Linked DNA regions of Homo sapiens: region 2 is linked to region 1. Evidence: chromatin loops called from intact Hi-C (ENCODE). Cell type or tissue: heart right ventricle. All regions are shown on one strand. Links, peaks and the distances in the headings refer to the core of each region. The heading gives the core; the rest is flanking DNA.

Region 1 (5,371 bases), core at 10-5,009:
CTCTGGAACTCTTGCCCATGATGAAGGGACGTGGCTGGCTGCTCACTTTTCTCAGATTTCTGTTCAATTTTTGCTAAAGTTTTTTTTTTTTTTTTTAGACGGAGTCTTGCTCTGTCACTCAGGCTGGAGTGCAGTGGCACCATCTCGGCTCACTGCAGCCTCCGCCTCCCAGGTTCAAGCAATTCTCCTGTCTCTGCCTCCTGAGTAGCTGGAATTACAGGCATGCACCACCACGCCCAGCTAATTTTTGTATTTTTAGTAGAGATGGGATTTCACGATGTTGGCCAGGTTGGTCTCGAGCTCCTGACCTCAGGTTATCCACTTGCCTTGGCCTCCCAAAGTGCTTAAAAGATATTTTATGTCTATGTTTGTAAGGGACATTGCCTTTTTCAGACAGGCAATTTTGACCACTCGAATTGTAGTAGGACTCTTGCACTCCTTTCCTCCCTATTTTTCTCTATACTGCTTTCTACCTCATATAGTGTATATGCATTTGTTCATTGTCAGTCTGTCTCAACTAGGGTTAAGGCTCCTGAGCACAGAGACCTCTACGTGTTCACTGCTGTGTGCCCAGGGCTAGAACAGTGCCTGCCTGCAGTAGGTGTTTAGTGTACTTTGAGTGAATGAGTGGATAATGTCCGTGGGGCAGCTTGGTCCATCTTTGCAAATGCAGAAGCGATCGTCTCCCCTGTTCCTCTGGAGTTTGCCTGACGATTGCAAAGAAAGTGGCTTCCATTCTGTTGAATAATGAGAATAATCATGTTTTTAAAAGCTACTTATTAAGAGCTCTCTTGTTTAATGAAAAACATTGTTTGGCTTTCTTAAGATCCAATTGTGATGCAGATCTCTCAACCTGCAGCTGGTCTCTCTCTTTATGTAACAGCCCATCTGGGTTGTGCTCAAGGAAACCATATTCTAAATGGAATTCTTTAAGGCCTTTTCAAATCAAGCTATTACATGGCTACATTGTGTCTCTGTACTTACTAGCCTAACTTTGTTAAATGCTTTGTAAATCCAAAAACCCGGAACATTTCTAAAGAAGGGCACAAAATGTAGTTACCTTGCGTGTTATTTTGAATGTTGGAATCAGCATCCAAACCCCACACCCACTGTTTGTGTAATAATTAATTAACGGGCATCTTCAATGGGCCTGGTGTTTTCTGTGTATTTGTTTAATGACAGAAAGTTTTTTTTTTTTCAAATTAATAAGAAAAGTTCAGGAAGACTTCCATAACTTTAGACAAATCCTGATCATCAGGGTCAGAGCGAGGAAGCAGGAGAATAATTTCATAACCCCTTCTTCCTTCACGGAGGATGTCTCAGTCTTCTGAAGTTATTTTCTCTGGGTCATGACCTCCTGCAAATGAAGACTTTTTCATATATAAACAATTATAAGTCATTATACAAAAAATGTTAAAATAGAAAACAAAATTGAAAGTAAAATTATATTACCTTTTTCAAAAACTCCTCTCCTACGGTAGAATTTGTTGGTACCTTTGGGGAAAAAGTATCACCAAAAAATTGGATGTTTGTTATTCCCACCTCTCTTAGGCAGAACCGAGCTCACAAGAGCTCCGGTCAGCCTCCTGTGAGCCAAGAAGAGGAAGCAAGACGATTGGTCATAGCCTGGCCCTTCCTCTTCCTCCAAGCTCTCCCCTCTGACCCCACCTCCCATCTTAAAAGACATTTTCATCTTCTTTTCTTAACCTGACTAATAAATAATTTAAATCAAAATGTTTGCTCTTTGCTTATCAGTGCTTGCCTAGCGACGGCATGTCACACGTAACCCTCTTGCCCACCCTGCACACCCTGGTGCCTGCACACCTGCTGCTCACATGCCCTCCCTGTCCTGGCGCCAGGCTGCTGTCTCAGGTCAGCTCCCGGGTAGAGTGCTTCCTGGCTGGCTTCCCAGCAGAGCCATTGCAGGCAGGCCAGGGCCAGGACTCAGGAAAGACTCTAGCGTGGCCAACATGGGAGCCCTCTCCAGCTTCTCCAGGCCCTTCAGGAAACATGGAGCCCCCAGGGTGCTCCTGTGTTTCCCGTTACTCCTCGCCCTCCAGTCTCTCTGCAGCTCATCCTCCTTGGGTGCATCTTAGTGAACCTGGTTCTGTCTGCTGCTGATAGACGTTTTCATCCAGCTTCAGAGTAATCTTATTCTAAACACTACCTGTCCACAGGCTAAACGTAACAAATTAAACTTATACTATTCATTTTTGTCCTAGACACTTAAGCTGCAATGCCATCATCCAGAGTGTTTCTGTGAGACCCCTGCCACAACAGCAATAATAGTCTCCGTTAATGTGAATGGAGCCTCTGCCTGCTGTGTTTCTGAACACGCCTGCCGCCCATGAACTGGAACAGAGCTGGGTCTGTTCTTCCCATAAACCGTTTCACAGACCTTGGTTTTCCTTCCCTTAAGGTCAAGGTCTAGCACAGCCAACATCAATTCTAAATTTCTTCTCTGTGTCTGGAGGGTACGGTTTGTGCTCTATAAAATCAGCCCCCTTTGCCTCCAGGGATTGCCATACACACAGGTAACTAGCAAGAAGATGGGGCATTGCAGGGGATTCTTGAGGACTCTGATGTCCAGCATCTGAGGCCCAATTCCTGTTGACCCACATTTTACTTCTGCAAAGGCTGAAATTCCATCTTTCAGAGCCAGCCCTTTAGATCAAAGCCTTTCCGCTCACCAGCAGCTGCTCCTCAAAGGAGGCGGGGGTGCCACGCTTCACCAGGGAGGTGAAGAGGTGAAGGGAGGCAGCAGCGCAGGGGACCCCAGTGAGGCTGTGTTCTGTGACTCCAGGAAATGCTCATGACTGACAGTGACTGTACCTGCGTGTGAAGTGGGTGATCCCCTGGTTCCTTCCTGTGAGGTTGGGAGAATCCTCTCCATCTGCTGGACAAAAACACTCTACCCTCACAGAGGGTTGCCAGAGAGCTCCAGGGCCCAGGGCTTGTGATTGGAGGGACACGGAGTGGGTAGGCGGGGCTGGAGAAACCTTGGATGAGGAAAAGGGGGAGCATGGGAGGCAGGTCTGTGCTTGCTACAGATTTTTCCGTATAGTTTTTCATGCAAGTTGCTGCTGATGGTGTTTGCTTCCAACCTGGGGCCAGGAAATGCCCGGCGGAGTTGGGAAGGGCAGTGCTCTGGACGATGATAGGCTATGCTCTGGCAGGACTCCGTGCTTAGCCCTGTTACACCTGCTGGAGGAAACCAGCACTCGCTGAGCACCTGCCCTGCCCTGACTCCGTGCTTAGACCTGTTACACCTGTTGGGGGACACCAGCACACACTGAGCACCTGCCCTGCCCAGACTCTCTGCTTAGCCCCATTACACTCTCTGGCGGACACCAGCACTCGCTGAGTACCTGCCCTGCCTGGCATGATGCTGAGTGCCCAGCACGTGCTGTTTCCTGCAGGTCTCCTGGGCATCCTGTTGACCATTGCCAGGTAAGGGTGCTGGTGTCCACGTGGGACAGGGGCTTGCTCATGCCCCTCAGGTGGCGAGAGGCCAGACTGGGGTCGTCACTGCTCTCTCTGCCCATGTCTAAGCCTTTCCCATCATACTGTGCTTTCTCTCATAGAAGTCTTAGAAACACATGTCTTAGTTGAAAATAAATTAGCATGGATGTCCAGGACTTGGTGTTGTTCCAACAAATAAAACAGCAAGTGCTGCCTGTTCCTCCAGTCAGAGAGTAGATGTGTGAATCAGCAGAACCTGAGGTCCTGCTAGAACCGTGGATGGCTGGAGCATCTTCTTTTCCCTTCTGGGAGTACGTAACCAGGCTGGTAGTGGTGCACAAGCATTAAAAACAAACTCAATTATGATGCTGCTGAAAGCACAAAAACAATGTGCTTGAGAACAACTATTGATTTTTTTCTTAAATAGGCAAATTCAAGTGACTTAAGTACATTCTGCTAAGTTATAAATTTACAAGTGAAACATGCCTGCATAATATAACCCTGTAACTTGTGGAGCTTTCTCCTCCCATACAATCAGCGATGTGGATGGAGACATACCGCTAAGAGTGGCTGTGAGAGAAGGCAGCTCTGGACCCATGTGGGGAGTAGAGCAGTGTGTGTTGGGGGAGTCTCTCCCTAATGGGGTTAAGCTGCCAGGCAGGGTGCCACCCCTTGGAGCTCTGCTTCTGACAGCCTACCCTGCTCTCAGGTCTTGGAAACTTGAACTGATAATTGTTTCAAAAAGATCCTTAATGATATGGAGAACTAGAGAGATGGTTGTTGAAGAGCTGATGCTGGTCTGTGGCGGAGCATCAGCTGAGAGAGAGGGTGAGAGTGGGGGGCCCGTTTGGTTGTAGTGCCAACTTGCCTGCTGAGGATCAGTGAGTTGGGCAAGGGAGGGGAAGGGAGAGAGCATTCAAGGAGACTCCTGAGCTTGTGGGTGGAGAAACTGGGTCAACAGCGGTGCCATTTATTGTGACAGAGAAGCTCTTGGTGGGAGGAGGAATGGAAGGAGCTTTCGATGGCTGAAAAATTCAGCCAAAGAGAAAGACACAAAAACATGTCCAAAATAGTTACTGTGAAAAGGCCAGGCCAACTCTGAACAATGACAGTGTCTGTGTAAAGTATGTAAAATACTCTATTAAATAAGGGTTCAGTACGGGTTGGAGCACAGACGCTACGGAAATGTGCTTATTTAAACTCTTTTCACCCAGATTGAAGGTTTTCCTGGGCACCAGTATTCCAAGGGAAGGTGACAGAGTCTTGTAGCAAGGTTAGGGTACAATCACTCCTGGAATGGAACGAACGTAAGCCACTCGGTGATTAACAAATTGGAAATCAGCCCCCTGTACAATATCTCCCACCTGCTTCCCATGCTATAGTGAGGGTCTGCCCTGCTGTCTTTTTAAATCTGACATCTGAACTACTAGAATAGATTGTTTTCTGTTAGTAGTTACATATTCTGAAAAGAACCAGAGATTGAAAATTCAAAAGTATAAATTATGCTTTGCCTTTGTGCTGAGGAAAAAAAATGCATTTGTTTTCATAGATCCTCCAAAACATGACCTTTTACATGGAACTTCTGCATAAAAATTGGCAATTGAGAAGGATGTAGGCATTCCAACGAGAATGCACCTGAACAGCATGTCATTTTTAAAGGCCTTCTCTACACCATCATTTGGGAGTGAGGATGTCTATTTCATGCATGTATATACTTTTCTTTTAAATTCCTGGCTCTACAACACACTTCCTTTTATCTAACGTACAGTGATCCAGGTACCTCTTGCACTATTCAGCATCTGCACACGTGTATTTACTGGAGACTTATGCAGTCATGGCCCGTTAGGTTTCAGCCCACTAGCAGTAATTAATGCCAAAGATATGCATGGCTACAGTCCTGCTTATGTAT
Region 2 (5,371 bases), core at 220-5,219, 53 kb after region 1:
AACTGGCTGTTATACACCACAATGTCAATTTTCAGCGGCTTCTTACTTTTTCAAAGTAGCTTAGTCCAGAATAAGGAAGACCGATCGAACACTTACTCACATTTCTGACTTTTACATTTTCTGCAGGACATTTGTTGTGCTGTATATAATCACAGTTCTTCCCATGTCACCATGCCCCAGCAGGGGTCCTTGCCCCATGTGACTGTCACAGCCATACCTCACCTGCACTGGCATGAGGCTGGGGTGGAGTCCCCTCCTCACTGTGTGGTTGTTGGTGGTGGGGGGCTGGAGGTGCTCACTGAGTCTGTCTGTGTGCCTGTTTCCTGGGCAGTGATCTGATGGTATTAATTTTCAAGTGGAGGAGACAGTAAGTGAAATTGATACATTTAGGAGTGATAAGTTTTGGGGAAAATGGAGTCAAGTCATTTAAACAGGTTCATTGGGAGGGAACATCTGAATGGATGTCTTGAGCCAGGGTTCTTGTTACAGCCAGGAGGTCTGTAGCATGAGCAGGATGAGTGAGGGTGGAACCAGGGTCTGATCCCACCAGACTGTAGGCCAAAGAGGGACTCTGGATCTTAGTGCCTGGGAGAAGCAGCTAGATAAATGGATGGGGATGTGGGAGAGAGGGGAGTACATCCCACTGTCCAAAAATGGTATGCTGTCTCCACTGCTGCATCAAAGGCCAAAGTTGGGTGAGGGAGGAGACTGACTTTATTTAGGCTGTCACCATAGGAGAACACCCCAGATCTGAAGACCAGTGTCGTGGCTGGGGGGTTATCCTGGAATTTTACAGGGATGGTTAACCAGTTGCAGAGGAGTTGACTCACAGCTAGGGTTGTTCCGCAGAAGAGGAAGTCTCCATCAGTTTTTGGAACAAGGATTGTTTTTCTTTCTAGTTAAGTAGTTTCAGGGGGAAAAAAGTTCTATTTATTTATTTATTTATTTATTTATTTATTTTTTAATACAGAGTCTTGCTCTGTCACCCAGGCTGGAGTGCAGCGGCACGATCTCGGCTCACTGCAACCTCCATTTCCTGGGTTCAAGTAATTCTCCTGTTTCAGCCTCCCGAGTAGCTGGGATTACAGGGATGCACCACCACTCCTGGCTAATTTAATTTTTGTATTTTTAGTAGAGATGGGGTTTCACCATGTTGGCCAGGCTTGTCTTGAACTCCTGACCCCGTGATCCACCTGCCTTGGCCTCCCAAAGTGCTGGGATTACAGGCGTGAGCCACTGCGTCCAGCCAAAAAGTTCTAATTTTAATGTTGATGAAGAGTGAAACGCTGTAAAATGTTTAAAGAGGTTTATTCTGAACCAAATATGAGTGACCAAGGCCTGAAGCACAGTCTCAAGAGGTCCTGAGAACATGTGCCCAAGGTGGTTGGGTTAGAGCTTGGTTTTATACATTTTAGGGGGGCAGAAGTTATAAGCAGACGTCAAGCAATACGTGTAAGGTGTACATTGGTTTGGTCCAGAAAGGTGGGACAACTTGAAGCAGGGGGCTTCCAAGTCATAGGTGGATTCAAAGGTTTTCTGATTGGCAATTGGTTGAAAGAGTTATTATCTAAAGACCTGGAATGAATCGAAAGGAGTGCTGGGGTTGTGGACAACAGGGTTCTGATTATGTGGGTGAAATCTCTTCAGCAGCTGCCCTTAGATGCTATAGATGGCAAATGTTTCCTATTCAGACCTTTAAAAGGTGCCAGAATCTTAGTTAATTCTCTCCTGGATCAGGAAAAGGCCTGGAAGGGAAGGGGGATTCTCTACACAGCGTAAATTTCCCCCCACAAGAGAAAGCATTGCAGGGCCATTTCAAAATATTTCAAAGTGTCAGACGTGTTCAAACCAGAGCAACTCCATCTTGGGTGAGGGCTAGGAAAATAAGGCTGGGACTTGCTGGTCTGCATTCCCAGAAAGTTAGGTATTTCTAGCCGCTAGAGGTTTACGGTTAAGGGAACAGACTGAGAAGGTTTACTAAACAGATCCAGACTTGGGAGTGTCCAGATATCCCAATATCTTGAGAATAAAGGCATTCCTAATTTTGCTTTAAGTATAATAATATTGATTCTTGCAAAATATGGTAATTAAGAAAATTAATCCTTTACTACAAACCCTTGTAACAGAGCACATCTCCCCATGACCTTTTTTTATCCTATATACATACACACACGAGCATTGTACCTAGGGTGGACACGTTTCCTCCTCTTACTTTTGGAAATGCCCGACTCCGTCTAAGGAGTAGCTGCACTTTCAACACTTTACTTTCTTAATAAACTTGCTTTTGCTTTGCATTGTGGACTTGCCCTGAATTCTTTCTTGTGGGAGATCCAAGAACCCTCTCTGGGGGTCGGGATCGGGACTCCTTTCCTGTAACAAAAGGAGTACATTTTGTGGTAAAATACTGCAGGTTCTTTCAGGGCCCGCTATCTGTCATGCGATGCTGCACTAGAGTCAGGTTGGAATTTGGTCTCTTACTGCTACAAAGGGTCTGCTCTGTCAGAATCTCTGGTCAATTGTGCCTGAATTCCAAAGGGAGGAGGGTATCATGAGACATGTCTGACTCAACTTCCCCTCATGGCCTGAATTAGTTTTCCAGGCTTCTTTGGAATGTCTTAGGCCAAGAGAGGGGTCCATCAGTCAGTTGAGTGGGGAAGGGTAGAAGTTTATTTCTTGTTGACATTACCTAATCAGAGGCAAGGAACAGTTTTAATGTTATCTAATCAATCATAAGTCGAACAGCAGGAGGTCAGAGGGTCTGTCTTTGGCTTTGTCAGCTGCATATACATGGGGCCCGGGTAATCCTGTCTGAACAGAGCAACATTCAAATAAAATTCATCCAGCAACTGAGAATAACTGAATATGGAATGTAAATCTTTACTGGAATTTTAACAGAGAAACCCAAAGGGCCAATGCAAAAACCATGGCCCACCTTGAGAAGAGCAAATCCTTTTTCTCTGCCTCTTGCCCCATCACCAGCCCTGCTGGCCTGACCCCTGGCTTTCCCTCCATCTCGTGCCCACGGTTCCCCCATCCAGCCCAGCCTCTTGCTTTCTCCATCCCTGCCTGCCCTTATTGTCAATGTCAAGTTCCCACCATCCTGCTTTTGCTTGCTTTAAATTCAGCAGCTCTTTTCCCGCATGATTTTAATGAATTTATCAACTTTTGAAAGACCACCATCCCCCTCCGCTGGCCCCACCAGGTCTTAAAGATCCAGGCTGAGGGTGCGGAGGGGCTGACACCCCGGATCTTAGTCATTGTTGTTGGCTGTCTTTGCCCTTGTTGCCTGCCTGTCTTTGGGGCTAAGGATGCTAAATCGAGGTGCAGGTGTTGCTGCAAGAGTGTCTGGGCCAGCTGTGGGCACTGCCCGAACTGACCTTCAGTCTTTCTCACAATACTTTATGGACTCTGCAGTGTAGAAAATCAGTGAGAGGTTTCCTGGGGGGATATGGGTTACAGGGAAGCATTTGTGGCCAGGGAGCAGCTGGTAGACAGTCAAAAGCAACGATGACGTGGTGGCCAGGTGTGAAGGTGAAAGGCAGGTGCTCAGGACCTGGCTGCGGGAGGGAAGCTGGCTGGCCTCGGGGCAGGGGTGCTGGTGAAGGAGGCTGCCGAAAGCCAAGGGCCGTCAGCTTCTCCAACTGCACAAGCTGATGGAATGCATTTGCCGTGTGCTATCTGGACATAATCTGTGCCTGAAGAGCAAGGATATTTGATCGAAACCCACTTGTCCTATGATGGTGAGCTCCTGGTGTAAGGACAGCAGGCATTTAGTTGCTGAATTCACTAATTCATGGCCTCCCTGGGCCCCACCGTGTTTCTGGGCCTGACACGTGGGCAGACCATCTGTGATATGGACAGAGGTGTGCTGTTGCATTGCTGACACTCTGGAATAAGCTTCCTGGGCAGACGGAGGAGAGCAGGAGCAAAATTCCACCAGAAGGCTTCTGGGAGGCTCTCTGCCCTGGTGTTCAATAAGCCCAGACGAGGGACCCTTGATAAGCATGCTGTTTTGTTGGATTGTAGCTGATGTTTCTCCTGGCAGCCTGAAAGCGACTGGAATAAACCTGTCCCCACCCCTTCTCAAGAGTGTGGCAGAGTGTCACTGTCCTCTTGCTCGTCTCCGCATCCATTGGCAGTGCAGCCCTTACAGACTTGTGGCCGTGCAGACTGGGATGCGTGCCATTCAGATTTCCTCTTGCCAGTAACTGGCAGCTGCCCTGGGTGGCCGGGCAGCCAGCTCCCCTGCAGATGCCTTTTGATAAAGTGCCACTGTGAGCCAGGGTACCAGGGTTCTCCCTTCCCAAGCATGTGGGTGCTAAGAGGCGAGATGTGCTATGCAGAGAAGCAGCAGGATCGCAGAGGCAGCCAATGGAGCCTTGCGGAATGTCTACCCTGATGGCATTTTATGCCATGGATAAATTAAAAACAAGCTTCCTAATTAAGTGCTTAATCGAATACTCAGCCTCCTGAGGTGTGTACAGAAGAAACGGAAGATGGCTTTTGGCCTCCAGGGGCTTTCATTAAGCATTCCATATTTCATCATTTTCTCCCGCTTCCTTCACTCCCCAAGGCCACGGCCATGTGTGCTGCTTCCAGACTTCTCAGAGGGCCTTATGTATGGTGAGCCCTTAAACAAGCTGTGTGTGGACTAACGCATCATTTCGGATTCTATCATACATATAAAGAGAGCTCGAGGTGCCTGAGGGATTCTTTTAGTGACAAAGCCAGATTATAGCCGGTTAGGTTCAAGCTGTTCTCGTTTTGCTCTCTTCAGCTCATCCTTTCCTCGTGTTTTGCCCAGCTTGCTTCTGCAGACAGTGTGCAGAAAGCTTTAAGGGAAGGTGGCCCGGTGCTGCATCCTCCATTGCCTATAAATCTTACCGGCCACAGCTCTGCCATCGTGCTTCTTCTGCCTCTCAGTCTTCAGCCTGGGATGGGACTCTTGGGGTGGGAGGTGATTGGCTTTTGTCCCCCTCCCACATGGCCCTTCCCTTGACCTATGCACAGTTGGTCTGGGCTGGTCCCACCTTTTGACAAATTCTTGAAGACTGACCTTTCCCCAAGCATACTGTCTGCTCCAAGGTTCCACAGCTGCTTTGCTGTGCATCAACATCATGCTTTAGAGCACTGGGGAATGATGTTTAACTTGCAATCTGCAGCCAGAGAGGCCCCATTTGCTTTGTCAGTGCCCACTCTCACCGCCCTTCCACCATCAAGGCCCAACCAGAAGGCAGGGCATGTGTTCTCTCCTCCCACCTTGCCCTGGACCTGGCATGGTGCTCTTCTCCCAGACAACACTGAGCACGTGTTGAAATGAACATATCACCTGCCTCCAAGCAAAGGCATAGCTGCCACAGTTCAGATACGT

What was found. Hi-C counts contacts between places; a loop is a spot of excess contacts. Peaks named below come from ENCODE experiments on the same cell type or tissue, not always from the same donor. Only the 100,000 strongest peaks of a DNase experiment are listed, where the experiment ranks them.
Region 2: it touches region 1 in a loop (5-fold over the local background); 1 of 110 quality-filtered maps calls a loop at or near these places.

Annotation. Positions count from the first base shown.
Region 1 is chr15:27,794,469-27,799,839 of GRCh38, reverse strand. The region is part of intron 23 of OCA2 (OCA2 melanosomal transmembrane protein); the gene reads left to right. Among named protein-coding and RNA genes, the nearest start is that of OCA2, 300 kb to the left of the region's middle. In heart right ventricle, for the core only: no CTCF peak of the experiment used is centred there; a DNase peak (open chromatin) is centred at 1,893.
Region 2 is chr15:27,742,053-27,747,423 of GRCh38, reverse strand. It overlaps a transcript of OCA2 not described here. Among named protein-coding and RNA genes, the nearest start is that of OCA2, 350 kb to the left of the region's middle. In heart right ventricle, for the core only: no CTCF peak of the experiment used is centred there; no DNase peak of the experiment used is centred there.